6 separate regions of the Mus musculus genome follow, and all the other regions are linked to region 1. Evidence: chromatin loops called from intact Hi-C (ENCODE). Cell type or tissue: heart. All regions are shown on one strand. Region 1 holds the start of Nfyb (nuclear transcription factor-Y beta). Region 2 holds the start of Hcfc2 (host cell factor C2). Region 3 holds the start of Txnrd1 (thioredoxin reductase 1). Region 4 holds the start of Washc4 (WASH complex subunit 4). Region 5 holds the start of Tdg (thymine DNA glycosylase). Region 6 overlaps Glt8d2 (glycosyltransferase 8 domain containing 2).

Region 1 (4,000 bases):
TAGCCCTGAATTTGCTTTACTAGTCAATATTCATCACAATACTCCAAATAAGGGATCAGATTATATGTTATGCAAGAGACTGAAAACTCAACACATCTAAGTTTCATAAAATATTCACACCAAGGATAGAAATGCCCTACTCATAAACTTGAATTTTTAAGGATGGATTTGTTTTTTTAAAGTGTTTCGGAGATGTACACATTTTTAAACTGAAAAAGGAAACAAACATGTCAGACTAAAATGCACTGAAATTATCTTACGTCCTGCTGGAAAAGACACACACAGCCTTGCAAGAGGGCACACCAAACAAACAAACAAGTCCACGGGGCCTTTATCAGTGTGAAGTGAAATTGCATCAAGACAGCGCTTCGGTCTCACTGTAAGCAATTACAGTACTGGGACCTTATTTGTTGGTTCCCCCCCCCCTTTTTTTTTCCGAAAGGAAACAAATAAATGGGAGGAAAGGTGCAAATCAAACATCCTTTCCATGTTCATGACTCGCATCGAAGCATGAAGTGTAGTAGGGAAAAAACAGGGCTGTTGAATTTTAAAAATCAGCCAGCAAAGACTACCTGACATTGCTATAATCTTACAAGTAATCTATATTGCCTTCCCATATATGCCCCTTTTCTAGATCCAGAATGTTCCTGTAGCTTTAAAAGGTGTGTTTGAACACTCAAACACTGAAGGTTGGGTATGTGTATGCATCTTGCTTAGAGTGGGAACCGGGGGAGAGCCTTACCAACCCAAATAGTTGCTAAGTATATACTTAGACTTAATCCATTAAGAATATCTCTCTTCATATGGAAAGCATTTTCTTCAGGGCAGGTTATAATCTGTGTAATAGCTCAAGGGAATGCATACATCTGCTTGGTGTTTGAAGAAATGCAAATCTGTATCCAAGAAAAGCAGATTCCCTTCCTCCAACCTCCTTTCTTTGGCATCGACAACCACAGCTTTGCATCGATAGAATCCTTAAATTAAGCTACAAAGAGCAGTGCAGAGGAGGAATCATTTGCCTTTAAAGGAATTCTGGTTAAACTCTCAGTATCTCATCCATAAAGCTCCTATTTATTAATGCCACTACTACTGACCAGTTGAGCCATCACTTTCTGTTACCGATTAGTTTCCTTACTGAGAGCTGAAGCCACTCGGGTGATTTGTGGCACCATCTACAAAAACTAGGGTCTGTGAAGATTAGCGGGATGCCATTTTTTTTAAAGGTCGTCTGCTACCTAACCTTGTCTACATCAAACAGCCCTCTTCTAGACTTTAGGCATGAAAGGATCTGCGGGTGCTCCGTAAATTCTTTGTTCTCGCAGACCCTCCCGCCCCCCCAGCACGGGTGACTGAAACCTCCGTGCAACCTCCAAGGCTCCCTTCCCACCTTCGGGGCAAGTCCGGGGCGAGCCAGGCGCCAGATGGCTGCATGCTGTAGGCGCGGAGCGGGCCGGGGGCCCGCCAGGCCGCTCGTTCCTCGCAGGGACCCGCCGCCTCGGCTCGCAGGTGCCCGGGCGGCCCCGCGGAGCGCATCCCCCCGCCGCCCGTGCCCAACGCCCGCCGCCGGCGGGATGCGGGAGACAAAGCGGCCGCTCCGGGGCGCAGCGTTCCCCGCCCGCCGGCTCCCCGGACAAAATGGAGCCGGCCCGGGGCTGCCGCCGCGAGAGCCCCGCAGCCGCCCGGCCCAGCCCGACCGCGGCTCGCGGCCCCGCGCACAAAGCGCCCGCCGCCCCGCGCCCGGCCCGGCCCGGCCCGGCCCGAAGCACAGCGGCCTCGCCCGGAGGCCCGGCCCGCCCGAAGACTGCGGACTGCGAGTGCCCCCGACCGCCGCGGCGTTGGCGGCGGGGACGGCGCCGGGAGGAGACGGACATTTCATTCGAGCTAAAGTGGAGTCGGTTTAGGAGCGATCATTGGCCGAAGCGAGACACAAACCTCCAATGCAGCCCTGGTTGGCTCCCGTCTCCAATCGGCTGTTTGGTTGGACAGAAAATGGCTGCGAAGGAACCAGTCCCAGCGCGGAGCTCCACTTCCAGGACTCGGCCTCCCCTCCCTCCGCCGCGGGCCGCTTCCCTCTACGTGACACCCTCCCTCCGCGACGCCCGCGCCCGAGGCCACGCCCCGGTCCGCCCCCGGCCCCGCCCCGGAGCCTCTGAGCAAGGCGCGCGGTCCGTAAAAGCGCGCGGGCGGGCTCTGGATGTTCGCTCTTCAGGGCGTCCGAGAGGCCGGCGTTCTCATCCAGAGCTCCACGCGGAAAGGCTTGCTCTGGCTTCTTTCTCCTTCCAGCTCCTCCTTCCCCACTAACCAGCGTCTCGCCCGCCTGAGTTCAGCCCCGGAGGGGATCTACACCTGAGCTACTTTCCAGAATGCTTTAGGCACCTAATGTTTTCTAGGTATCCCTCCAAGCCACCTCAGGCACACAGCGTTCCCTCTCAAGTCACAGTGAACAAAGATGTTAGTTTTTCATTTTAGCACACCATCCCCTTCCTCCAAGTTTAACAGGTAGGCTGTCCCAGCCGACTTCCACCCTGTACCCTGGTGCTGTGTTCTGGTGTTAGGTCTGCCCTACCAAGTTGGCTTACTACCTAAAGTGCTCATTTCCCAACCAGATAACACTGGGCTGCAAAAACTCATGGCCTCTGTGCATTTAAGGCCTTCCCTGTCGGCCTCACTGAAATCTGGATCAAATGTCCCTTGGCTACCATTCTCCCTTGTGGTGGTGATCCAAAATGTCCTGCATGGCCAGCCACTGCAAAGTACTGCAGGATACCTGCACCCAGATAGATGGAAAATTATTGTCCTAGGACTTAACAAGGATAAGTAAGCAAGACTGAAAGTTCTAGGTCAGCCAGAGATACATTAAGACCCTGTCTTTAGAAATAATAGTATGGCTGGGTCAGGCAGGTGCACGCCTTTAATTCCAAGACAAGGGAGGCAAATCTCAAGGCCAGCCTGGTCTACAGAGTGAGTTCCAGTACACCAAGGCTACACAGAGAAACCCTGTCTGAAGAAACAGAAACTGTAGTAGTAATAATTATAGAAGGCCCTGGTGTTGTGGCTTATGCCTTTTAAACCCATGACTGGGGAGACACAAACAGGAAGATTGGAAATTCCAGACCATCTTGGGCTCCCTAGTGTGTGTGTTCACGTCCAGCCTGGGCTACATAATCGGACTGTATCTCAAAAAAAGAAAAAAAGGTGTTTGGGTGTATATTCCATATAAGTATGTGCATAAAGTATACAGAAAGATTGAAATATGTTATTTATTGATATCCCGCTGTGTCTAGAATAAATAAATATTTCTCAGGTAAATAAGGAAGCAAGAACAAATGAGTCTTTCTCGGTTATTTCAAGAGGAGTTAGGAGCACCACCACCTGAATCTACCAAATTCTAGGACACCCTCCTCTTCCTCTCCCTTCTTCTCTTGTTTTGGTTTTGTTTGTTTGTTTGTTTGTTTGTTTGTTCCAAGGCAGGATGTCTCTGTGTAGCCCTGGCTGTCCTGGATTTCACTCTGTAGACCAGGCTAGCCTCAAACTCACAGTTCTGCCTACCTCTGCCTCCCCAATGCTGGGACTAAAGGAGTGAACCACCACCACCTGTGGGCCCAGGACCCCTTCTTACTAGCCAGATTTACCACTCTGTTATTTCCTTTTAAAAAAAATTAAAGATTTATCTATTTTATGTATATGAGTGCACTGTCACTGTCTCCAGACACACCAGAAGAGGGCATCAGATCCCATTACAGATGGTCATAAGCCACCATGTGGTTGCTGGAAATTGAACTCAGGACCTCTGGAAGAGCATTCAGTGCTTTTAACCGCTGAGCCATCTCTCCAGTTTCTTTATAACAGAAATAATATTAACTACTATGGCTCATTGCAATTTATACATATAAAGACCTAAAAAGGTTAATATTCTAAAATTTTTGTTTGGTCAGTTTGTTTGGTTTTTTTTGAACTGTTTCACTATATAGTCCAAGTTGGGCTTAAACTCAAGATCTAT
Region 2 (4,000 bases), 65 kb before region 1:
ATGGCCAGAGCCCTCTGATCTGTAAATAGACGTCTGCCTCTCTCATCTTGAGAACAGTGCCTGATTAGACCATCTGTTATTGAGCTCATCCGCTAGTCTTCCCCAGAGTCCTCAACCGAGACCTTGCCCATAGCTCTCAGAGGTCTGCCACACTTGGGCACTGGTGTCTTGCTCTACAACTGGCTCTTCAATGCCCTGTAGCTAAGGAATAGGATTGGAAGCAGTAGTAATATATAAAGATTATAGAAATTATTTTACTGAATGACAACTATGTGCGAGGTGTAGCCTGAGAATGGCACAGGTTCTTGCTTCCATGGCAACAACTCCAAAGAACAATAGACTATGCTCTCTGCATCTCCTCCCCCACTCATTCTTTGGCTCTCTCTAGCCTCTCCTCCTCCACTTAAAGTGTTTAACTCTAGGCCAATAGCAACCTCCTAATTTGCAAATCCAACACTTCCTCCTCCTACATGAACTCTGTGTGGCTTCTAAAGGAAATGGAACACTAATAGCTAAGAGGTCAAAAGGGAACTTGGCGAGGACTGATATTTAGAAGAAGCCACAGGCAAAGGGAGGTTCATAAAGGTGGAAGTGGTTTTCAAAGCCAAACCCATAGAACAAGTCCCCAGTTCCCTTTTGCCTTCTGTTATAACCTTTTAAATGCTGGTTTCTTAGGGGTACAGCTCACCCTCCTTCTCTACCCTGTCCAACCTTTCCTTCACGTGTTACCTACATTGGTGTTCTGTTCAGACTTTCTCTCCAACTGTGAGACAATTCTAATGTGTTTATTCTTTTTTAAGATTTTCTTTGATGAGTACAGGTGCGTTGCCAGCAGGTATGTCTATGAACTACAGACCCACCTGGTACCTGTGGTGGCCAGAAGAGGGTGTAGATCCCCCAGAACAGAGGGTTCCAGACCATTGTAAGCAGCTATGTAGGTGCTGGAAATCAAACCCAGTTTTGTTTTTGTTTTTGTTTTTGTTTTTGTTTTTTTGATACAGGGTCTCTCCATTTAGCCCTGGCTGTTTATTCACCATGTAGGCCAGGCTGGCCTCAAACTCTTACTCCTGAGTGCCATTCAACTCTTTCAAGGCACAAGGCTTGTGGCACTTTGATATAGCAGGCCTACAAAATAGACTCTTTCCAAATTAACACTGAGTTTGCAACTTTTAAGGGTTTCCCCCTTAGTCTTTTTGTCTAAGAATATTAACAACACTATAAAAAGAAGCCTCCGCATGAAAATAATGACCTGCTGTGATGGTCGATATTGCTGATTTGATACTATCTAAACTTACTTAGGAGACAAGCCCGTGGGCAGGCCTATGAGGTTATCTAGATCAGATTAATTAAGGTGGGAATAGATGTAAGGTTGAAATAAATTAAGGTAGAAATAAACTGGGATGCCATCCTGGACTAAATAATAAGGCAGCCCGGTTCCAGCATCCGTGGCTCTCTGCAGATGAAATTCCACCAGCCACTTCCAGCCAAGCCTCTTCATTATGATGGGCTTCTCAGTGAGGGGAAACAAACCCTTCTGTCCTTCAAAGGTTTTTGTCAGGGGATTTTTTCACAGCAACAAGACAACTAATACACCTAAATGAACCGAAAATCACCTTTGGGGTTATCTTTTGCTGTGTAGGCTTGTCACCTCCAAATCTGAGCCGTGCTCAGGCCCTGCACTTAGCCACCGTGTCCACTGTCCTTGTCCTGCAGTCTGGGAGACCCTCCTTTGAGATGACAGATTTGCCTTAGGCGCTCCCTGTGCTCTCATCACTTGGGACCTACACGGCAGGCAGCTCTTCTCCAGTGCCTGTGATAACAGTTTCCAGGGCGTGACGCTCCTACACAGAAGATGCTCCAAGTGGACCTAAAGGACAAAGCTGTAACCTCCTCCCCGAACACCCCACTGAAAGCCACAGAGAGGAGGGTTGGCAGGGTTGGCGGGAGGGGCTCCATCTTGGCGGAGCCCCGAGGGCCACGTCGCCACGGGCTGGGGGGGCGGGGCCCGCGGGTCACGTGCCGGGCCTCCCGCGCACAGCTGGAGGCGGCGCTCGTCCTCCCCACGAGCCGTGGAGCCCGTGGCGCGCGGGGCATTGTGGGCCGAGGGGCGGGGGTTGGGAAGATGGCGGCTCCCAGCCTCCTCAACTGGAGGCGGGTTTCCTCCTTTACCGGACCGGTGCCTCGCGCCCGGCACGGACACCGAGCCGTGGCCATCCGGGAGCTGATGATCATCTTCGGCGGGGGCAACGAGGGCATCGCGGACGAGCTGCACGTCTACAATACCGGTAGGCGGCGGCTCGGCGACCCCGCCTCGGGACCGCGGAGGGGGAGGGGAGGAGCGGCGGACGCGGGCCTGACAGCTGTCACCGCCGGGTCGCCGCTACCCCAGCCGGGCAGGCGGCGGGGGAAGATCGGCTGGGTCGGCAGCCCGAGCTCGCAACGTGTTGGAAGGCGGCTCGGTGCTCGCGGTTCCGCGGGCTGGACGTGACTCCACCGGTAGACATCGAGACACCCCGGCCCATCCCTCCCCGTGGACCCGAGACGGCGGGTTCCACGGCTGGGCCTCCACCCTAGGGCCGGTCACTTAAGGGGTGGAGATCCCGCCAGTGTCAAGAACAAAACCCACCCCAAGGCGGGCCTCGGTGGTCTTTGCCTTCCCCCAGCCCCCTTCTTAGAACCTAGAGAGTTGAGGGGCGGGGAGGTTCTCCTGGCTGCCTCTTCAGCGTAGGTACAGTTAGTACCGGGCGGAAGCCCGCAAGACAGTTCTCTAAACTCGCGGCGGAGAGAGTTGTGGGTGAACGCGGACTGGTCTCTGATTAGCCGATGTCTGTAGTGTATGTGCTCTGCCCTTCCGGGCTGGTCCTCGCCAAGGGGCTGTCATAGCTAAGGCACCGCTGCACAGCTCGAAGTGTCACTTGTTAAGGGGGCAGGTCTTGACCTCCGTGCTGGTTGAAAGTATATTTTCTCCACTTACAAGTAGTCTAGCAATCATAGGAAACTAGTTAAGGCTAGATACTGAATTTGGTGTCGTTTTAGTTCACAACCTACAACTTTGATGAAACAACTTGATCACAGTAGTCCTCTAAAAGCTAAAAACGGTAGGAGAAATTTTGTTAGTTTTGACTCTCCTCAGTACTCCAACAGAAAAAGTTTTGAAGATGTTTGATTTGGTATAGTGTAAATACCCTGGGCTTAGAAGAAATTGGGTCTGTTTTGAATCTTGCTTTGGCAATTGTTCTAAATCAGCATTAAAGTTACCACGTCTTTCTAAATCACAGGTTTTCCACTTCTTTAATGGGGGGTGACACCAGGATTTTTTTTTAAGAGTACAATGATGCAGAACAGGTTTTCTTTTCCTTTTTCAATACAGGTTTCTCTGTGTAGCCCTGGCTGTCCTAAGACTAGCTCTGTAGTCCAGACGGGCCTCGAACTCACAGAGATCAATGAGCCCCTCGGCCTCCCAAGTGCTTTACTCGGACTAAAGGCATGTGCCACCAGTGCCTGCCCCAGATCTGGGTTTTCAACAGCAGCATTATTACATTTTGGGACTGGTGATTTTTGGCTGTGGCTACTACCTTGTATGTTGTAAGATGCGTGCTGGCATCCTCAGGCTCGAGCCATGGGTTGGTAGTTACACCTCCATCCCAGTTGTGACAACTATATATGATTTTAGACATTGTAAAATCAGTATTCTTGGGGGAGCAAAATAGTCCCCAATTGAGAACTGTTGGAATAAAGGATGGATATGCATGCATGAATGTATGTATGTATGTATTATTATGTAAGTATATATACACATATTCTTTGATTATATGTATAGATCCTTTGACTAATATATTTATCACTCATGGAGTGTGGTAACTTGTTATAATTTATTTTATTTTATTTTTCAACTAGTTACAAACCAGTGGTTCCTACCAGCTGTTAGAGGAGACATCCCTCCAGGCTGTGCAGCCCATGGATTTGTCTGTGATGGGACTAGAATCCTAGTGTTTGGGGG
Region 3 (4,000 bases), 96 kb after region 1:
TCCCAGAGGTCCTGAGTTCAATTCCCAGTAACCACATGTTGGCTCACAACCATCTGTAATGTCTGAAGACAGTGACAGTGTACTCAAATACATAAAATAAATAAATCTTTAAAAAAAGAAAAAGTAACATCTCAACTGTGATCCCTCTCTGACCAGTCCATGTAAGACACTTTCAGGGTCAAGCTATTAGAATCCTATAATCACAGCATTAGTACATTATTGTAACTTAGTGATAGAAGAGCCTCTCTCTACCCTGTCGTACTCTTGAAACAAGTTGCACTGTCTGTATTTTTAAGAAGGGGGTGTTCATGACCTTCCTTTACAGACTGTCCCAATGTGCAGTGCCTGAAATACGGCAAACAGAGCTTGGCTGGGGAGCCAGGGGTAATCAGATTTGCCATCCCTTGGTCCTTAACTACGTTTGCCCTGAACACTTTGGAGCTAGACACTTTGTAGCCAGTCCTGACACTTGCGTATCAGGGGCTGCTCCGGTTCAAGCACTGCTTGTACACACACAAGAAATGAGCAGCGGGCAGTGTGGGCTAAGTATCTGGTCAGCCTGGCAGCCTGTGTGTCCGTTTATGCAAGTTTCTTACTGTCACCTTGGAAGAGCCTAGAAGGAAAGTGGGGAGGCCAGTTCTCAGAAGGCGTGGCTTCAGGCTGGCAACCTTCTCACCTAGTTTTTTTTTTTTTTTTTTTTCCATAGTGGGTCAGACAATTCATTCATTCATTCACCAAGCATTCTTAGTAGCCTAGAGGCAGGAGGCATGAAAGGACAAGGCCTTCTTTGGTCGATGCTGGTGGTGGTGTGCCAAGTGTTTTCCTTAAGGTGAACCCCCAAGCCCGATTGGGACGAGGAGGAAGTATTGTAAGGGGAACTAGTCATTTCTTCTCAGGGTAACTCAGGATGAAGTAGGCATAGCTTTAAAAAACCAGGGAACTTCCTTAAGAGAATCACCAGACTTGACTAATCCATTACCTTAGGTCACTGCCGCCTTTGCAGTCAATTAGATTAACTTTTGGATTTTTTTTTTTTTTTTTTTTAAGAAAACAACTATTTGGCAGGGTCACAGCCAGTGCCAGGGGCATCAGATCGTCTGTATGGGTGCCGGGCGTCAATATTTTTAAAATTCCTCATGTGACTAACGCAAGCTTGTGTAGATAGCAGCGCCTTAGGGCTGAGCCCGGGTTACTCACTCCACACTCTTACTCGATTCTGGTTCCCAACATTCTTTGAATAGCAGCCGCGGCCTTTGGGTCGGGGGGCGGTTCCGAGCAGCGAGGATGTTGTACGGTCCAATTAGGAGCTCTCACTTTGCGGGGACAACCGGGACAGGTTGCCGGGGCTGCGCGGGGACTGGATTTTTGCTTTGTCATTCTGACACGGGCAGTTCGCCCGCCTACTAAGAGCAGGGCGTGGCTTCCCGGAGCCACTAGGAACCCGCAGCTCTTTATCCTCAGTTTGCTTCCGTCAGGCCTCGCGTCCACGCGGGAGGTGCGGGACGCCGACACCGCGGGGCGAGAAGAGCTGGTGGTTTCACCTTCCTTGTTCATGTAAGCTCTGTGTCAGCGTGGAGCTGACCGCTGGGGACCTGGGATGCCCGGGACGGTCGCTGGCGGGCCTGGGAGCATCGCTCCGGGGTGGTGCTTTGGAAATGTCCGGGAGGGGATCGTTTAATGTGCGACTGAGCAGGCTGGGAACAAGCTAGGGTAAGCAGAAGACAGCCCGGGTCACAAGCTTCAGGATATGAGGACTTGGGTCTGGCCCTTGTCTGCTGATGCCTGGCAACCAGAGAAAGTGGGTATTCTTTGTAGAGCAGTGATCTTGAGGTATATATAACACTGTGACGAGTAAGTATATAAATCCGTGATAACATTAAGGAGTTTCATGCCTTTACAAATGTTTCCACTTCCTAAGCCCCATGAAATTCCTTGGAATTGGCAATCGCATGTTTCCTAGTGGCTTGCCCTTCTTGACCCAGGCAGTTAAACAGGGCAGCTGGGACTACAGCACAGCCTTTCCCTAACTGAAGGAGGCGGTGCAGACTAGTACAGAGCAGAGACAATCCTGCCTGGATTGAGTCTCGCCTCCAATGTTGACCGGCAGCTCGAACTTGCCCAAGTTGGTTGACAATATGTAGCTCGGTTTCCTTTACCTATGAAATGGACATGGTAATTTGGTAATACATCTAAAAGTACATTGTGAAGACTAAATGTTTATATATATATAATGCTATAGCACTTTGTAAATATATCTCACTGTTGGTACTAGTACTGAATAACTATGCTTTTAAGTGCTGGTGTCAGTATATATGACATACTGACACTACACACACACACACACACACACACACACACACACACACACACATATTCATTCATTTAGCTGTGGGCTACATTTTCAATAGTTCCAGACTTTTCCGAGTTCATTACTTTGTGAAATAGGACCATCCTCCTCTGATGTCATCCAGAGCGGATGGATAGCGTCTTTGTGGACCTTCGTTTTGCCCGCGGTTTCAGATTCCAGGAAGCCCTGGGTGTTGCATTCACCCGGCGCAGCGATCAAAAACCAGACCACGCAGTGTTAATGTTAGGTGGCTACGAGGCTGGTGTTTTTAGCCGCCATGCAGAGCTTTTCTGAGTTCTGGGGGTCCTGGAGTCTTGCTGGCCCGGCTGCTTAAGGGTCGGAGTCCACTGGCGAGAGTGACCCAGGGCGCGTGGCGTCCCGGAAGCCCCGCCCGGAGGAAGGCTCACTGCCGCTCTGCTTTGTGCCACAGAGGGCGGCGGGGCCTTGCAGCGGCGCGGGCGAGCGGAAAGGCCGCGGGAGGCGGCGAGCCAGCGGAAGGTGCGACCGGCGGAGGGCGGCCATGGTCCAGCCCTGAAGGTAGGAGCTGCGCAGGTTCCCCGATCTCCGGCGCTGGGACACTGCAGGCTGGCGACCCACGTGCTCAGATCTCTGAACCGGGAGGAGCCAAGCCAAGCCATTTCTTCTTTTGTTCCCTTTGCTCGGGTTTTCCCTCTTACATTCTTTAGCGTCAGGGTGAATAGTATGGGGAAGTCTTGAGAAAAAAACGCGTCAGGAAATACTTACCCCTTCCTCATCAGGCCGCCCTATCACCTTCCTCTTAATTCTCAGAGGCATGGGGTACCAAGAAACACAGGCTCTGGGAAACAACCACGAGTCCCATGGGTTGAATTTGTTTCCCGTCAGGCATTTCTTTCTCTAGCTCAGAGTTGAGTGGATATAAAAGAACCTAGATCTACCCTTCTGTGGCAAGTATGCTGGTCATCATTTTCTGGTCCGTCGGTGGAGGGGTGACAGCCTGCAGAATTGCAAAAATGTATGATGAGACACCAGGCAGTGTGTTGAAGTCGGAGGACATTGTGGAGTCGGTTCTTAACGTCCCTATGTGGATCCTGGGGATCAAACCCCAGTCGCCACACTTGTTTGCAAGCACCTTCCCTCAGTGAGCCATCTCGCCAGCCCCTCTGTGATTTTTCAGAAGTAAAAGATACAGGAACATTTGCTTTCTTAGTAAACCTGAGGCCTGCTAGGTGTAAAAACACTTAGATGTATGTGTCACTAAGAAGAACATTAACAATTACTTTGTATTTTTATTTAGTCTTCTACCAGAAACATCTTTGAAGAGTGAATATAGGGACTGGAAGTAGATTTCAAAGGTGAATAGCAAATGGGTGGGAACTAATTAAGGGAGCTAAAAGGCTTTTCCTTTAGTTAAAGCACTTGCTCCCCTTAGGCCTTCAGTTTTCAAGTTAAATAACAAAGACCTGGCCGAGGTCTTGGGGGTGGGGATTCTGCCTGTGTTGTAAATGTATATTGAGAAGTTTCTCCATAACCTTAACCCCCCCCCCCATGATTTTTAACACCAGTGGGGTGGGAGTAAAAAAAAAGCCTTTATAAGCTTTGGGATGAACTTTGTTGTCCTGTTTCTCTGACTTTAGTTTCGGGGCCATGAGTGGCGTTTGTAACCTGTACTTC
Region 4 (4,000 bases), 780 kb after region 1:
TCAGCCTAAGCTACATAGTGAGTTCAAAGTTAGTCTGGGCCACGACAACAAAAACCCTCTTGTTATAGATTATGCAATGAGCACAAGATACGTGCTAGCTATTAATAAAGCATTACTTCTTTTATTTAGATTTCTAAATGTAAGCATCTAAGTCATAAAATATTACAAAAGGAATTTTGAAATAAACTTTAAAAAAAACCCTGCCATAATAATTAATTTCTAACTCAAAAGCCTGGGAGGATGTCACTGTGAGATGCTTGCTAATGACCAAGTGGATCAGTGATGCAATCACCATCATGGCTGTTCCCTCTGCTACATAAAGCCACTTTTATGATGACAGCCATTGGCTTCTGTATCGTTGTCTCCTCCACTTCCAGGCTAAGTGATCTCTAGAGAGTTGCTTCTTCTTAGCTCAGGGCATCCGTGGAGCACGTGACCTACACTAAGCCAATGGGTCCACCCCTCCTGATATTTGGGTTTCTGAGATTGGCTGGAAAGTGTGCTCAAGTAAAGAAAGGCTAATCACTGCTGGCAAGACTTGATTCTGGGACTTTTGTTCGAGTTATCAGTTCAGCGTGCTCTTTTTCTCTCGTGGGCTAGATTTAGTCTTGTGATAATGTGGGCCCGAAGCTGCCAACAGCTACCATATGGAACCTAAAGAAGGCTGCCAGAACTGCATGCTACAGAAACTGAAAATTCCAATAGGCCACCCTGAAGCCAGAGACACACTAAGTCCACATGTGTTTGTCAGCTGTCACTGTAACAAACACTTTTGTTAGAAAAAAAAAGCATTTTCTAATTTCTTTGCAATGCCAGGCATGGTGACACATGCCTGTATTCCCAGCACTTAGGAAAGCACTTTACAAAGTAAAGATGTTCATTTGTGGCTCAGATCTGTAGAGGTTTCCCTCCATAGCCTTGTCACAGGCCCAGGAGCAGCAGGGACTCTCAGCTACGATAATGAGATCTTGTCTCAAAATAAAACCAAGCCCAAACCTTAGCATCTCAGAACATGCTCTTCAAGAGAACATTCTATATTGATTTGTGGTACTTTATATAATGCAAATAACTTTAAAACTCTGCTTGAAAAAGACTCAGCTAATAGACACAAGAAAAATTTAAGAGCCACTTTGTATTAATGAGCACCTACCCGTTTTCAAGTAATCCAGTCTTCTTTAATGAGATTTGAATTCTTCCTATGCATTTGCAAACACATGAGCATAAATAAACGTTTACGTCGATTGTAGATGTTACAGCAAATATGCATTGTTCTAAAATCGACTCCTCTCCTTTTTTTTTTTTTCTTTTTTTTCTTTAATGCCATTTGAGACCTATTTCATTTTGTAGCTTTCTAGGAGTTCAGAGTATGGATGTCTTAAATTTTACATTATGATTTTTTTTTTGATGCTATTTAGACTGCTTCGTAGAAGTACATACTAAAAACTGCCCTGATAGAAAGCGTTTTGTGTAAACGTTAGGATAGATGTAGAACTCAGGGTAACACAGTTCCCACCCCACCTTCTTAAAAGCAAGGAAAGAAAGAATAGTGATCTATGTAAAGCAAACCCAGTAGTGAGATTGCTTGGTGGCGTTCTTAAAGTCATTACTTTTTTACACACACAGGTCTTTTCTCAACAAATAATCTGCACAGGAAGTGCAAGGGGATCAAGGAATCGCGAGGGTAAAGACAGAAAGGGAGCTGGTGAGACAGGCATCTTGGTCCAAGGGCTCGGGCAGTGTCCAGGTGAAGGACCGGGTCTTGCGTTGGGCCCCACCCGGTTATTTCCATTCTTTCCAGGTTAGACTGAGGGAGTAATCCCCTAGGATATAAAAAAAAAAGAGCCTCGAGGAACGGAATGTGCCCTGAGAACAGTCGTGAACGGCAGCGAGACCAGGAAAGGATGCAGGATGCCAACGGCAGCCATCACTATGGCGGCCGCGCCGGGAGCAGGCGGTCGACTCGCTTTCCCAGCGGCTCCCGCGGTCCGCAGGGCCGAGAGTCCACTGGCTCTGGCGTGCGGGGGCGGGGCCGAAGCCGGAAGTCACGTGCCGTGACAGCGGCTGGGGTGAGGCCCGCGTCGCGGCTGTGGCTGCTCGGGGCTGTGTCTGTGGGAGGTTCCGCGGCGATGGCCGTGGACACTCTGTCGCCCGACTGGGACTTCGACCGCGTGGACGACGGCTCTCAGAGTAAGCCCCGGCATCGGGCGAGGCGGGCCGGGCGGCGCTGCGGACGGAGGGCGGCGCGGTGCGGCGCCGCGCTGCGCAGCCGCCCTCTCGGGACCCTCCCGCTGGGTGGGACTGGGGCGCTCTGCGTGACCGTGTGGTCGCGTCTGGCCGTGCACTCGCACCCTGCGTCCCTCCCGGAATCGGTGACGGGCCAGCGGTGCCATCGCTGGGGAGCCCCGCGCGAGGCCATCCTCCCGGGTTGTCCATCCCGTCCCAGGGTTTGCCCCAGATGCTCAGCCTTCAGTTCTAGAAGAGTCTGGGTTCCCGTTTCGGTTTCCTGTTTTTCTTTGCTTCTCAAGCCAACTTTTGAAGTTTGGATTCACGTTCTTAGAACCACAGAGACAGCTAAAAACAGCTCTTTCTGGCCTTAAAAAAAAAATCAACCAACATAGGAATATCTTATTCCTTCTCGGCCCTTTATTGATTTTTAAATAGCTGAAAAGGTTTTTAAATCTATTTTAACTTTTTAAAAAATCAGATCTGCTTCGCAGTTGCCTCATGACGTCAAGTCCAAGTTTATGTTTAAAATCACTTCCAACCCCAAAAGCCTCATAGTTTGTTTCAGCATAAATGGACAACCCAAACTAATTAGAGACACTCTGGAGGTTGATTTGTTTGTTTGTTTGTTTGTTTGTTTTTTCTGTGTGATAGAAGATATATTGGGGCGAGTTGCCCAAGAAATTTTTAAATGCATACCTTTCCCAAAAGTAGGAATGCCTTTAAAAATAAAGTACAGCTGCATTATGAATTATTTTACAGAGATACTAGACCATGTACAGATTCCTATGTAACTGTGTTTTGCCTTTACATCTAGTTGAACTATGTTCAGGGTGCTGGGCAGATCTTAAGATATTGGTCTTAGTCAGCATAAAGAAAAATCTAGATGGAAGGATAGTAACCACCCCTTCTCCTCCCCCCCCCCCCCCCCATTGTGCGCTGAGGTCCCTACTTTAGTTTAATCTAACCAAAGTTGGAATGAAGGTATACTGGGTTTCAGCTTTAAGTGGAATGAATGATCAGTTATTTAGACATAATCAGTTTTTTAGATGCTCAGGACTGGGGAAAGGAGTGGAAACAGGACGTGGGTGAGGACACAATATAAAAACCATGTATGTATGAAAATGCCATGGTGAAACTCATAATGTTGTTTACTAACTTTAAAAAGTAGTAGGAAAACTACAAGAAATGCAGTTTGTTGGGAGGGGGAGTATGTTATGCACAGAGGGCCACTGGTTCTTAGTCTCTTCTTGTACTTTAAGAACTTTTATGAGTTCATAGCTACTTGTTATCTTACTGGCAAGGAATTTAGTGTTGCTGTCGTTTACCCAGGTCTAACCAGGTGATCTCTTAGCATGTCTTTCAAGTACAGTCTTTAAGAACCCATTTGCTGGTCAAAGGATGCTTTGGTCATTTCCCATGTAATAGAGTAAGACATTAACACGGGGTTGTTAGCAGTAGGTAAGAGGTCTCTCTGTGCCTGGCTTTCATTAATTTTGGGGCTGTGAATCATATCTAGACTAATTGTTTTCCAAAATTATCTAAGTGAGTGCTGTAATGAGACAGGCGTCTTAGTGAACTGAATTGATGCCCCTGATTCACAAACTCAGTTCAAAATAAAGGACAGATGTCTAGTCTATATTTCATGCAGTGTGAGTCAGAACATAGTTTATTTCATGACAGCTCCAAACTTCAAATTTGAAGGAAAAAGCATTTTTTTTTTAGAAGACAAAGATTGAGTAAAGTTATACACATCAGTAAAAGAAATGAATTGGAA
Region 5 (4,000 bases), 130 kb before region 1:
AGCTCACATCACAGAAGGGAGAGATCATTGTAATTTAACCAACGCCTCTTGTGAAACAAACCAGGCAATCTAATTCAGTCGGGCTTCTCACCATTTTCTGCCACGTAACCTAAAGAAACAGGGAAGCCTAACACTCGAAGATGTCAGTGTTCTGGATTCCTCGGGACAATGGAAGAGAGACATGGTGGGATGAGTGATCAGCCTCTCAAGGACTGAATGGTGGCAAGTTTCCTGGAAGTGCCCCCATTATTTATTTATTTATTTGCTTTACATCCCAGTCAACCTCCCCTCACAAGTCCCTCCCATTACTCCCTCCCTTCTCCTCATAGTACAGTCACTTGACAACATTCACTTAGGTGATACCCAAAGTGAGTGCTACCACCCCATCTTGGGACATCAAGTCATAGAAGGACTAATCATAGCCTCTCTCACTGAGCCCAACCAGGCAGTCCAGCTAGAGGAAGGGGATCCAAGAACAGGTGGGGGCTCACATAAAGACCAGGCTTCAATCTGCTACAAATGTGTAGGAAGCGTAGGTCAAGCCCTGCACGCTCTTTGGTGGGTGGTTCAGTCTCTGTGAGCCCCCATGGGCCCAGGTTAGTTGACTCTGTAGGTCTTCTTGTGGTGTCCTTGCTCACTTCTATCCCTCACTTTTCCACAGGACTCCCAAACACTGCTGAGCCATCTCACCAGCCCCCTAGAAGTGTTGTTTATTGTTACATAAAAGGCACTTTTAGCAAGTTAACTTCTGCATACCCAAACCTCTTCTATGATCTAGGGGTTATGAAGGAGCCATTGCCCAAGATTCTCAGACACAGGAGACTACCTGGTCTGCCAGGTACGTCTAAGGACTGATACTGTAAAACCCTTTGAAGGAACAACCCCCTCAAATCTCAGATAACAATCGCTGACAAGAGGCTACCTCAAAGCCTAGGTGTCATCACTCTGGGATTCACGGAGAGGGCTAGACGCCGTTAGACAACTCTCTGGCCAAACACCCACAGCAGACATTGAAAAGAAATTAAATGAAAACTCTTGGGGCTGGAGAGATGGCTCAGCGGTTAAGAACACTGACTGCTCTTTCAAAGGTCCTGAGTTCAAATCCCAGCAACCACATAGTGGCTCACAACCATCTGTAATGAGATCTGACTGCTCTCTTCTGGAGTGTCTGAAGACAGCTACAGTGTACTCACATAAATAAATAAATAAATAAATAAATCTAAAAAAAAAAAACAAACAAACTCTTAGAACCTCCGAAAGTCAAGTATGGTGATACATGCCCTGTAATCCCAGTCAGTATGCAAGAGAGTGAACAGGAGACTTGCCTCAGGTTGAGGCCAGCCTGGACTACAGCTGCAAAGCTCTAAGCCAAGTCAGGGGTACACAGTTTTGTAATTATCTCAAAAACCAAAAGAACCTCCGAGAAATCGAGGTGAGATTGCTGTCTAAGGTTCTAAAGCAGAGATGCATCTAGCATCTAGGCGAGTGTTTGTCCATCTCCAACGTAGACAACTGTTTATGGAAATCTTTGTAATCTACCAAGAGCTTCCCCTTACAGATTAGTAAACTGAGGCCCAAACATTGGTGGCTTCCAATCTTAGGTTTTCCAGTTCCAATCAGCCCTACTCCTCATCACAGGAATTGACAAGAAAGACAATTGAAAAGAAAGAATGTTGTTTTGTGTAAGGCACAATATTTATTTATCATTATTATAATTATCATTTTAGTTTTTCACGACGGAGTTTCTCTGTGTAGTATTGCCTGTCCTGAAACTCGCTCTATAAACCAGGCCAGCCTCGAACTTAGTTCTGCCTGCCACTGTCTATGCAAATGCTGGGTCGCCCAGCCAAGACACATAGTTGCGGGGGAGGGGGTGGTTGTTTTCATTTTAATTTAATTAACTTTACGTCCCGTTCACAGCCCCACCCCCACCCAGTCCCACGCTTACAAATCCTGCCCCCTTCTCTTCTCAGAGAAGAGGAAGCCCCACTTGGGTAAGACTCTGGTACATCTAATCTCAGCAAGTGTAGGCACATCCTTTCCCACTGAGGAAACACGCAGTCCTCTTCCCCCAGTCCGCGCTGGGTCCACTGGCAAGGAACAGAGACCTAGACAGCCCCTGTTCCACTTGTAGGGGACTCACACGGACACCAAGCTTCACATTTGCTACAAACGTGTAGAGGGGTCTAGGTCCAGCTCCTGAAAGCTCCCTGGTTGGTAGCTCAGGCTCTGTGAGCCCCAAGTCAGGTAGCTTTTAATCCGCACAAAATTTGAGGTGAAAAGACATGAATTTGCCACCACGCATAATACATCCTAAAGGCCATCACCCTTAACCCACACCTTCAAGGAAACTTAGAGCCCACAAAAGCTGACGTCAGCCGGGCGCTCCCCATCCTCGCCGAGATCCACGTTTCCCGAAAGGCTAAGCGGCGGTCGGGGCGCCCCGAAAAGGACACGCCATTGGCCTGGCCAGCATCACGTGATGGCGAGGCCGCCGGCCTCCTCGGAGGGGGACGGAAGTGCGCTGGGGACTCGCCGCGGTGATGTAGCAGCGTGGGAGGGGCCGAGGCCAGCGCCGTCCATCCACCGGCCGCCCCGATCCTGTGGTGAGTCCGCGCGCTGAGCGGCAGAGCGGGCGCCCGTGGGCTCGGCAGGAGTGGCCGTACCCTCGGCGGCGCCGCCATGGACGCAGAGGCCGCGCGCAGGTAACGCGGGCGCTCGCGGCTGGGGTCGGTCAGGGCCGCGGCCCGCACAAAGGCCGGCTTGCGCGTGCGCAGTGGGGACCTCCCCGCTCCCCACACGTCCCCCCCCCCTCCCAGGTCCGCGCACGTCCTCTGCCTCCCGTACCCGCGAGCTTTAAAAGGTGGTGTGTGCCCGGCCGCAGCCTCCGCCCGCGCGGTTCTTCACCCTCCGTCACCGTGGACTGTAAAGGCGAAGCGGGTACCCTGTGGCCGCGGTTGCTGCGGGGTCCTTCTCATCCTCGCGGGATAGATACTATTGCTGTGGAGTGTGTATAACACGCTAAGAAGTCAATCTGTAGATGTCTTTCATTCTGGGATGGTCTTTAAAATTGTCCCTTAGTGGTAATGGGGATGTCAGGGCGGGCCTGACAAAGTATAGGTTTGGGGATTTAGACTCTTCGCAGAAAGCTAAGAAAAACAAAATGGCAAGGTCTTCGCAGGTAAAAGGAATGGAGATTTAGGTATTAGCCCTGCCTGGCGAAGAATTAGCTTGCCTCTAAGTGGCAAATGGACATTGAACTTAGGCAAGAGATTCTGTCTTCAGCCCGCCTTCCCACTCGACGGCTGTATTATGGTACATCTTTGAGCAGATTGACGGGGGCTGATGGCAGTCCATGGGAGTTGAAATGAAAGTCTGGTTTACCACTCAAAGATCCAAGGGACACTGCAGAAGGGCCTCTACTCACAGGACAGGTAGACCTATCTTAAAGCCTTTACCAACTACAGGGTGCCAGGGACCTGCTGGTGAAAGTGGGAAATATGCCGGCCCAACTTTCAGAGGGGTTTGTAGAACTGATAGGTTGAACTGGAGTCTACATAAATACATGCTGAATGGATGCAATAGTGAATCATTAACAAAAAGAGGCACAATATTACATGTGTGTGTACGTGTGTGTGGTCTGTCTCTCTCTCTCTCTAACCCAAGACTAAATAGTGTGTGTGTGTAAGACCTTGATGTCATACTACTGAAATGATTTAAAAATGAACCCAGATTTTTATTATTATTTGGGAGTGTGTGGTTGGGGATTGAGCCCAGAGCCTCCAGTGTGCTAAGCAAGCTTACCACTGAGTCATGTCCCTCAGCCATCTTCTTACTCGTTATTTTGAAAGGTCTTGCTGTGTTGCCTTGGCTACCCTTGGCTTCACTCTGTAGCTCCGGTGGACCTTAAATTCATGAGCCTCATGCCTCAGCCTCTCAGATGGCTGGGGTTATGGGCCTTTCCTCCCAGGCCCAGCAGGAACTGGAAATTCTGACTAGT
Region 6 (4,000 bases), 97 kb before region 1:
AGCCTTCTTAGAGTGATGATACCAAGAACATCAGAACCGTAGTGTGCGCGTGATATTGATCTGAAGGGCTGTGGGATCCTCGGATCAGGTTCTTATGGGAAGACAGGGTGAACGTCTGCGTCCCTATTATTTCAGGACTCTTGTTCAGAAGCCAGTCCACAGCATCACACACATACAGGGCAAACACACAAGAAAGGGCAGAGCCTCACAGGCCCAGCAGCTCTTAACTCCCCAAGTCAGAACTTGTCTGCTGTACTGCTATGGTTTTTCTGTTGCTCTCCATTCCTTAGTCAAGTTGCCCAAATGTTAACAGCAAGAGAAGGAACTAACGAAAGGGCGTGACCAGTGCTTACATCAAATAACTGACCATCCTTTAGCATCAGAACAGACAAAACCACTGTCACTACCAAGTGATATTTCAGCACCAGAATGCAACCTACATTGTGAAGAATAGTAACCAGGCTATGGATACCTGATTTTTATTATGTTTGACCTCTTTTTGCAGACAGTTTTATAATACTTCTCTCACTTAAGTCCAAGGTAGCTATAGCTGATATGTTTATGTTCAATAAACACTTACTGAAACACATTACTAGGTATATTTTGTAAATGGCCTCTCTATTTCTTTTTGGGTTTTTTTTTCTATCTACTTCTGTTTCTCCTACTAGAAATTGTTTTTCATGATCTAGTTCCTTACTTGAGAGAATCTCATAATATACTTTGAAGGGGAATAATATAAAATTCTTAGCTGGGTGTGCTGGGTACATGTGGAGGCAGAAGTAAGTAGACCTCTGGAGTTTGAGGCCAGCTTGGGCTGAATAAATGAGTTCCAGGCCAGCCAGGGCTGCATAGTGAGGCCCTGCAGAATACATACATACATACATACATACAAACATACATACATGCTTTCTGGTATTTGAGTCCAATATGACACATACATAGCCACAAGTTTATCTGTGTCTATTTGTGAAAATATAAAGGCTAGAGAGATGGCTCAGCGGTTAGGAACACTGACTGCTCTCCCAGAGGTTCTGAGTTCAGTTCCCAGCAACCACATGGTGGCTCACTACCATCTGTAATGGAGTCTGATGCCCTCTTCTGGTATGTCCGAAGACAGAGACAGTGTACTCATATAAATAAACCTTTAAAAAAGAAGAAGAAAGAAAAAAAGAAAGAAAGAAAGGAAGGAAGGAAAGTATAAGTGATTTTAATTTTGTTTGCGTTTCTTTTTTTTTTTTTCAAATTCACTAAGTGACCACGAATTATTTTTTTATAAAGAAAATAGTGTTTTGGGCACAGCATCTCATGCAGCCCAGGCCAGCCTTGAGTTTCTGATCGTCTTGCTCCCACTTTTCAAGTTGTGAGTTCACTGCACGCCCTTTTAAAAAGCAAAACAAAACCCAACTTGTTTACGGATTGTTCCTCTAGAGGCAAGCTGTCACCATGCGGCCACGTGAGTTGATCTAACTGACATACAGGCTTGGCTGTGCGGATCACCCACAGTGAGTGGTGGTATTCAGCAATACCAAACTCCTCGTGATTTCCTCAACACCAGGTGGCGCACGCTCTCTTATCTGCCTTTACACATGCTGCTCCTGCTGTCTGGAATCACTCTCTGCTCTTCGTGGTTAACTCTCACGTATCCATCCATCCCAGCTGCGTACTGACATCCACCGCGCAGGAAGTTTGCGACAACTTCCCAACACGTACAGGGTTCTGGGTGCCTGCTGTGGCTGGGTTCGTTAGCTACACTGTTCATTTGTCCATTCCTATTGGGGAGCACCACGAGGGCAAAGGCGGCAGAGTACTTGTCTCTATCCACTGCTTCTGTCCTAAGGACTGGCACCAGAATAGATGCCTTCGTCAGTTATCCCTGTTTCTGCAACTGCAGAGCCTATTTTTGTGCCTGGTTTTCCATCAGACTGTGAGCTTGTTGAGTCACTCCGCTGAGCCTGGCTCCCTGGAAGTACGTGGTGAAAATCTCCTGTGAAGAGCTGAGCTGCGGCATGGAGTGGCCCTAGAGTCCAGAGCCCTCCTGGATGTTTGTAGAGACAGGGAGATAAGAGAGTGGAAAGGCATGGGTAAAGCTTGGAACAGAAATCTGTCAGTCTCTGACTCCTGAGTGCTAGGATTAAAAGTTCGCACCTCTATGTCTGGCTAAATGAATGATATTTAAATAATAAAAACAAATAAAGATTTTTGTGGGAAACTTCCAGCCAAAACAGAAAAGGATCTAGGAAAGCTTAACTATTTTTGCTTAACTATTTTGTGTGTGTGAACATGAGAGTTTATGTATTCCTACATGCATGCACAGGCCAGAGCGGAGTGTCCAGTGTTTTCCTCTACATCTCTCCAAGTTACTGTTTTGGGGCAGGGTCTCTCACTGAACTGAAGGCTTGCCATTTTGGCGAGACTTGTTGGGCAGAGAGCTCTTGAGCGCCACCTGTCTCTGCCCCTTCAACACTTGGGTTACAGGTACCCATAGCCACATTTGGCTTTTTGTACGGCTGCTGGGGAGGCGAACTTGGGTTCTCGTGCTTGCAGAGTGTGGTGTCTTGAACGAGAATGGCCCCATAGGCTTGTATATTTGAGTGTTTGGTTTCCAGTTGGCAAGCTGTTTAGGAAGGATTAGATGGTGTAGCCTTACTGGAGGAGGCGTGTCGCTGGGGCTAGGTTTTGAGGATTGGAACGCCCATGCGCACCACAGCTCCACCAGGCACAGTCTCTCTCTGCCTCCATTAGGAGACTAAAATGTAAGCACTCGGCTCCAGCTCCAGTACCAAGCTGCCTGCCGTGTGAGCCCACCATGATGATCATGAACTAAGCCTCTGAAACGGTAAACAAACCCTCAGTTGAATGATTCTTCTCCAAAGGTACTCTGCTTATGATGTCTCCTTACAGCAATAGAACGGTAACTAAGACACGGAGCGAGCACTCTTACCCACTGAGCCTTCTCTCTAGCCCCCAGGTATACAGGATTTTAAAACCAAAATTCAATCGTACTTTTCAGTAACTTGTTTCTCCATTTAGCATATATAGGAATCTCTCCTTGTCAACTCTGTATTTTTTTTTAAAGAATTATTTATTTTATGTATATAAATACATTGTAGCTGCATTCAGACATAACAGAAGAGGGCATCTGATATCACTTTACAGATGGTTGTGAGCCACCATGTGGTTGCTGGGAACTGAACTCAGGACTTCTGGAAGAGCAGTCAGTGCTCTTAACCACTGAGCCATCTCTCCAGCCCCAGACACTTTTTTAAAAAAAAGATTCATTTACTTTATGTATGTGAGCACACTGTTCCTCTCTTCAGACACACCAGAAGAGGGCATCAGATCCCATTATAGATGGTTGTGAGCCACCATGTGGTTGCTGGGAGTTTAACTCAGGACCTCTGGAAGAGCAGTGAGTGCTCTTAACCACTGAGCCATCTCTCCAGCTCCCTCCAGACACACATGTTTTAAATTATTTTAAATGATGTATGTATAATTTAATGTGTAACCAGATAAAACACTGCCTTTGTAAGAACAGAGACAATTTTACTCACTAGTGTTTCTAGGTCCTAGGTATTGGCTTTAATGATTTACTTATTTTTATTTTATGTGCAATGGTGTTTTGCCCACATGTATGTCTATGTGAGGATGTTGGATCCCCTGGAACTGAATTTACAGACAATTGTGAGCTGCCTTCTGGTTGCTGGGAATTGAGCCGAGGTCCTCTGGAAAAGCAGCCAGTGTTCTTAACCACTGAGCCGCCTCTCTAGCCAGGCATTTGGCTTTAAAAACAGAAATGTGAACCAGACTTTTGTGGCACAAACTTATAAGCCTAATTAGTGCTTGAGAGATGGAGGCAGAAGGATCAAGAGTTCAGGGCCATGATCAGAGAAATAGCAAGTCCAAGGCCAGCCTGGAATGTGTAAAATATTCTTTCAAAAAATTAAATTTAATTTAAAAATTAAGGAAAATATTATTAATTTTAATTATTTTATTATTAGTT

What was found. Peaks named below come from ENCODE experiments on the same cell type or tissue, not always from the same donor. Only the 100,000 strongest peaks of a DNase experiment are listed, where the experiment ranks them.
Region 2: it touches region 1 in a loop (4-fold over the local background); 7 of 42 quality-filtered maps call a loop at or near these places.
Region 3: it touches region 1 in a loop (5-fold over the local background); 14 of 42 quality-filtered maps call a loop at or near these places.
Region 4: it touches region 1 in a loop (2.5-fold over the local background); 3 of 42 quality-filtered maps call a loop at or near these places.
Region 5: it touches region 1 in a loop (3-fold over the local background); 2 of 42 quality-filtered maps call a loop at or near these places.
Region 6: it touches region 1 in a loop (5-fold over the local background); 6 of 42 quality-filtered maps call a loop at or near these places.

What each region holds. Positions count from the first base shown.
Region 1 is chr10:82,762,072-82,766,071 of GRCm38, forward strand. It overlaps Nfyb (nuclear transcription factor-Y beta), which reads right to left and starts at 2,070. Exons shown (of 8, transcript NM_010914.2): 1 at 1,933-2,070. It also overlaps a transcript of Hcfc2 not described here. In heart, no CTCF peak of the experiment used is centred here; a DNase peak (open chromatin) is centred at 2,010; H3K4me3 peaks cover 2,764 bases; H3K27ac peaks cover 2,507 bases.
Region 2 is chr10:82,697,022-82,701,021 of GRCm38, forward strand. Hcfc2 (host cell factor C2) reads left to right here and starts at 2,093. Exons shown (of 14, transcript NM_001368720.1): 1 at 2,093-2,285; 2 at 3,898-4,000. The coding sequence starts at 2,123. In heart, a CTCF peak has its summit at 2,267; DNase peaks (open chromatin) are centred at 510 and 2,100; H3K4me3 peaks cover 2,141 bases; H3K27ac peaks cover 1,768 bases.
Region 3 is chr10:82,857,747-82,861,746 of GRCm38, forward strand. It overlaps Txnrd1 (thioredoxin reductase 1), which reads left to right and starts at 1,460. Exons shown (of 15, transcript NM_001042513.1): 1 at 1,460-1,554; 2 at 2,778-2,884. It overlaps Gm38560 (predicted gene, 38560), which reads right to left and starts at 1,262. Exons shown (of 4, transcript NR_156010.1): 1 at 1,211-1,262. In heart, CTCF peaks have their summits at 2,024 and 2,783; DNase peaks (open chromatin) are centred at 1,365, 1,995 and 2,785; H3K4me3 peaks cover 3,368 bases; H3K27ac peaks cover 3,653 bases.
Region 4 is chr10:83,541,916-83,545,915 of GRCm38, forward strand. It overlaps Washc4 (WASH complex subunit 4), which reads left to right and starts at 2,026. Exons shown (of 33, transcript NM_001033375.2): 1 at 2,026-2,187. The coding sequence starts at 2,127. In heart, CTCF peaks have their summits at 2,300 and 2,501; a DNase peak (open chromatin) is centred at 2,036; H3K4me3 peaks cover 1,758 bases; H3K27ac peaks cover 1,438 bases.
Region 5 is chr10:82,627,334-82,631,333 of GRCm38, forward strand. Tdg (thymine DNA glycosylase) reads left to right here and starts at 2,505. Exons shown (of 10, transcript NM_172552.4): 1 at 2,505-2,705. The coding sequence starts at 2,683. In heart, no CTCF peak of the experiment used is centred here; a DNase peak (open chromatin) is centred at 2,468; H3K4me3 peaks cover 2,465 bases; H3K27ac peaks cover 2,101 bases.
Region 6 is chr10:82,665,094-82,669,093 of GRCm38, forward strand. All of the region lies in intron 3 of Glt8d2 (glycosyltransferase 8 domain containing 2), which reads right to left. Among named protein-coding and RNA genes, the nearest start is that of Glt8d2, 24 kb to the right of the region's middle. In heart, a CTCF peak has its summit at 1,551 (motif pointing right); a DNase peak (open chromatin) is centred at 1,548; H3K4me3 peaks cover 698 bases; H3K27ac peaks cover 515 bases.